Regions from separate parts of the Homo sapiens genome. Here region 1 is linked to region 2. A link is an interaction called in ENCODE POLR2A ChIA-PET data of the cell type or tissue named here. Cell type or tissue: PC-9. All regions are shown on one strand.

The links. ChIA-PET counts read pairs that join two places held together with the same protein. Peaks named below come from ENCODE experiments on the same cell type or tissue, not always from the same donor. Only the 100,000 strongest peaks of a DNase experiment are listed, where the experiment ranks them.
Region 1: POLR2A ChIA-PET joins it to region 2 with 14 read pairs; 5 of 35 experiments call an interaction of 5 or more read pairs at or near these places.

What each region holds. Positions count from the first base shown.
Region 1 is chr14:70,706,029-70,708,528 of GRCh38, forward strand. All of the region lies in intron 3 of LINC01269 (long intergenic non-protein coding RNA 1269), which reads left to right. Among named protein-coding and RNA genes, the nearest start is that of LINC01269, 8.6 kb to the left of the region's middle. RefSeq lists an enhancer at 1,130-1,329. In PC-9, no CTCF peak of the experiment used is centred here; a DNase peak (open chromatin) is centred at 1,453; H3K27ac peaks cover 1,566 bases.
Region 2 is chr14:70,893,919-70,896,418 of GRCh38, forward strand. No RefSeq gene overlaps it. Among named protein-coding and RNA genes, the nearest start is that of PCNX1, 12 kb to the right of the region's middle. RefSeq lists an enhancer at 180-339. In PC-9, no CTCF peak of the experiment used is centred here; no DNase peak of the experiment used is centred here.

The sequences.
Region 1 (2,500 bases), 190 kb before region 2:
TCATTTCCTAACACCTGTGCTCCTCTTATACTTTGTTCATATATTTATTAAAGCATTCATTCAGCTTTGCACTGCTGCTCCCCCACTGTATGCAGGCTCCTTGGGGACAGAAACTGTCTGGTTTCTGTGCTACAAGTCATCTGTTTTTTCTTCCATATCCCCTCCCTGCCCTTCTCTGCCCTCCTGTGAGCCCCAGGAGGCTGACCTGCAGTAAATACATAAATGGAATTCAGCCACTGCAGAGAAGAGGGTGAAGTCAAGGTCAAGGTCATCATTTCACCAGCTAGATGAGCCCTTCAACCAAAGCACAGCTTCTGCCCAGTGGCCCTCTCCATCTGACTCATTACTTCTGGATTCTGGGAATTGTCTCTCCCTTTATCCCTTCAGCCTAGGCTTGATAATATCTTCCTGATGTTACTGGCTCCAAGAGACAGCACTACCCCTTGTTTTCCTGCACTCTGCCCTCCCCTTTGAAAATAGTCTCTTTATTAAATTCTCCTCAAATTACCAATTACCCAATTTAAGTTTGCCAGGACCCAATTAATTTCCTCTTTTAGTTTCTGGCAAAGATTCTAGCACATAAATGTTGAATGAATGGATGAATGAATAAATGAATTGAGGAAAACAACTCAAGCCATTGCCTAGCTTGGCTTATTCATCCTCCATTTCACAAGGAGAAAAAAATGATTTCTCAGTTTAGAACCTGAAACTCGGTCTGGCATGGTGGCTCATACCTGTAGTCCCACCACTTTGGGAGGCCGAGGTGTGCACCTTATTTGAGCCCAGAAGTTTGAGACCAGCCTGGGCAACATGTCGAAACCCCTTCTCTACAAAAAAATACCAAAATTAGCCGGGGGTGGTGGCGTGTACCTGTAGTCCCAACTACTCAGGAGGCTGAAGTGGGGAGATCAATTGAGCCTGGGAGGTCGAGGCTTCAGTGAGCTGTGATTATGCCACTCCAGCCCGGGTGACAGAGTGAGACCCTGTCTCAAACAAACAACAACAACAAAAGAACTTGAAATTCAAATGAGACAGTTTTAGGGTCAGTGAAGAAGGGGATCCTTGGGACGCTTTTGGCAGAAGGCAGGTCTGGGGAATGGGAAAGAGGCTGTTGGGCAGATGTCCTTTGCTATAGCAGTCCCTGAGGTTTGCAGGGTGCTGGGCTCCCCAGAGAGAACTGTATTTCCTGCAATGACTCTGTGCCATGTTGGGTGGGAATGATTCTCATGCCTTCCTTTTCTTTCTCTTGGGCTTTCCCCTAGAGAAGGGATTAGAAAATCACTAGATGGTTACTTCCTCCAACCTCCCACTCAAATCCAGCAACCTGAAATTCAAGCTCAAGAGGTGTGGGAGGGAAAGCCCAGCAATCATCAAAGCAGGAGACTCTACATTCATGAGCAGATCTGGGCCAAGGCCACAGCTGGGGGGGCAGGATCCTCTGAGATGAGTCACAAACCACACACCCCTGTGGAGTCCTCCAATAGTCCCAGCACTGTTCAAGCTGGGAGGGACCTCAGTGCTCATTATACCATCAGAACCCGGCCCACGGAGGGGAAGCAATTGCCCAAGATCACACAGTAATCTGGGGGCAAAGGAGGTGTTAGAACCTAGGTCACCCAGTTAATAAACTTGCCATCTCATTGCCACACCACACTGCCTCCTGAGACCAGCGGATGCTTCCAAGATGTCAGGTATCAGCAGAAGGAACAGGCTCCCAAAAGAAGAGGCCAGACAGACAGTGCAGGTCTGCTGCGCTATGTGCTTTGGAGAAGAGAATTAGCACTAGTCAAGCTATGGTTACACACAAGGCCATGGCCATACATTGTTGGGGTCAATAGTACTGGTTCTGCAACACACACTGGGGCCTGTTGGGGGCAGTGGGGGAAGGAGACCATCAGGATGAATAGCTAATGCATGCGGGGCTTAGTACCTAGGTGATGGGTTGATAGATGCAGCAAACCACCATGGCACACGTTTACCTATGTAACAAACCTGCACATCTTGCACATGTACCCCAAAACTTAAAATAATAAAGAAAAAAAAATAGTACTGGTTCTGAGCTCATACAAATATGGGTCTGAATTTTGCGTGACCTTGAATAGGTGACCCAACTTTTCTAAGCCTCAGTTTCCTCACCTGTAAAATGAAGGTTAAAAGAATACTCGCCTCATAGGATTTTTGTGGGGACTAAATAAGGTGATTTATGTAAAGCACTTAGCACATTTAAAAGCTGGCACTGAATAAGCACTCAATATATGTTGGCCATTATTTTTCCCTATAGCAATGATATTGTATTTAATTCTCATGCCATCCTTTTAAGAGAGACAGGACATGAGCTTGGTAAGTTACTTGCTCAAATTTATGTATTCATTTATATTTGTTAAGCTCCTACCAAGGGGCTGGATTCCATTCTGGACTCTGGGGATATGGCAATGAATAAAGGCAACAAAAATCCCTGCCCTCATGGAGCTTTCATTGTAGTTGGGGCAGACAGACAATC
Region 2 (2,500 bases):
ATAGTGCTGAGATGACAGGCATGAGCCTCTGCACCCAACCTGGGAGACAGTTTTGTTCAAGTCCCCCAGCCCGTGGTAGAAAGTTACTTACAATATTTCCTGTAGGTTTTTGGGTGACTTTGTTTTAGTTGTGGGCTGAGAGACTCTGCTTGATTCACTGCTACTGCCTGTTCCAAACTGCTGCTTTCAGCCCCTGCCTCTGCTGCCCTCCCCCCGACTCCCTGGACCATTCTGTTTCACTTTGGATATGATTTTTCTTTCTTCCTCCCTGAAAAATCCCTCTTACATATGCTTATTGTGGGTTGCAAACCATTGCTGATAGGTCAGGGTTGTTTTTTAATTTCTCAAGTCTTCCTCAGCAAAGGAAATTTCCTGCTGCCCTTGAACTTGTGTAGGATTTAGCTGGCCCATGGAGTGGCCAGAGTTCTCTACCCTCTTATATCTCAATCTTCTTTTTTAGATCCTTAGGCTATCTCTCTGAGCAGCCAGCTAAAACCCCACAAATTCCTATTTCTTTCTCATACAAACTAATTTAGCCTTCTTTGTTTCGCTCTCTTCTTGCTCGGCCCTGGGTGGAGTGGGAGTGGGATTACTGAAATAGGAACATCAAAGCATTTTTCTAACAAACAACAGCAATCAGAAAAACAACTTATATCCCAGGAGATAAATTATGCCACTCTTCTAGAAGGCAAAATGTAAGTACTTGTTTTACATATAATTTATTTTCTTCCCAAGACACTGGGGAGAAACAATGTAGTGTAGCTGTTGTGAGCAGTGGGCACTGGAGTTAGACCACTTGGGGTTTGAGTCTTGGTTCCATCACCTGTTATCCCCATGACCATGGGCAAGTTACTTGACCTATCTGTTGCCCCTTAGTTCCCTCACTATTACAATGGGGAAAATAGAAGTACCTACCTTAGAGAACTATTGTGAGAATTTTTAAAAGGCAATGATGTGAAGTGCCTTCATTCAGTGGCTGACACATGGTGGCTGCTCGACAGTGAGTACTAAAGAGTGGGATGTGTAAGCAGACTGCCCACATAGAGAAAGAGCATGCAATGAGCACATTCCAACACACAGGGGTGAGTGTATTAAGCTACAGGGTTCAAAGAAGACAAAGAGCTTCCTCTCTTAAAAAAAAATCCCAGGCTCCTGGGAAAGACAGAAAAGTAAACAAATAACTATAATGCAATGTGACAGTGCTATAGCAGAGGTCTGTTTGTACTTGTCAAAAGATTTCTACTCAGCAGTGACCATGACATCCTGTTGTTGTGGCGTTAGTTTCTATCCCACTAGAGAGTCACAATGCATATTGCATTCTCCTTGCAGTGAAAGGTAGTTAAGTAGAGTGTTTCCGAGTGTTTGGATTTGGCCAGTCCCACTGCCAAAATCCACAGCTTAAGGAACAGAGATGTGTCTCTGTTTGTCTTTGCTGGTGGGCTCCCGTATCCTGTATAGTCTTAAAGGGGGCTTCATTCCCCATGGTGGGCTTCTTCTTGATTAAGACTCTGGGGCTTGCCGGGTAAGGTGGCTCACGCCTGTAATCCCAGCACTTTGGGAGGCCGACACGGGCAGATCGCTTGAGGCCAGGAGTTCGAGACCAGCCTGGCTAACGTGGCGAAACCCTGCCTCTACTAAAAATACAAAAATTAGCCAGGCATGGTGATGCATGCCTGTAATTCCAGCTACTCGGGAGGCTGAGCCAGGAGAATCTCTTGAACCTGGGAGGTGGAGGTTGCAGTGAGCTGAGACTGCGCCACTGCCTTCCAGCCTCGGTGAAAGAGCAAGACTGCCTCCAGCAACAACAAAAGACTCTGGGGCTCAGCAGAGTCTTAGAATGCAACCAAGGACAAACTACCTCCCCCAATCCTATAGGACCTGAGTAAGCACGTTTCCAAAAAGCAATGATTATTAAAATGCAACAAGCATTATTCTTTGTGTGATTTCAAGACCTTTTTACCCTATCCTTTCCCCAACCTCTAAAATATATCATGGCCTACAGTAACTTACAGAAACTCGGTGAGTAACTGTTTTGCTAATTAAAGTCGATGAATACTTAGATTTTTAAAACAACTGTAGAGAATGTTGGCAAAACCTTGAGTGTCACAAAGCAAGAAGCAGCCATCATCATGGAACAGTGTAAAATGAAAGTCAATCAAATGAGAAAAATATCAAAGTTGAATTTATTCCTTACACCTGACCTGGATAAAGTCCAAGTAGATATTAATATTTAAATTCATAAAATGATATCATCATGGTATTAGAAGAAACTAAAAGAGAGTTATTCACCTTAAAGTGGAGAAGGCATTTCTAATGATGACATTAAATCCAGAATTATACAAGAAAAGATTAATACATTCAATCTTTCAACATCAAAATTTTCTGCATAGAAAAAGCCATAAACATAGCCAAAAAATGACAAATTGCAAAAATATGCCTAGCTCTATTATAGACCAAAGACCAACTTCCCTAACATATAATGAGCTTCTACAAATAAGAA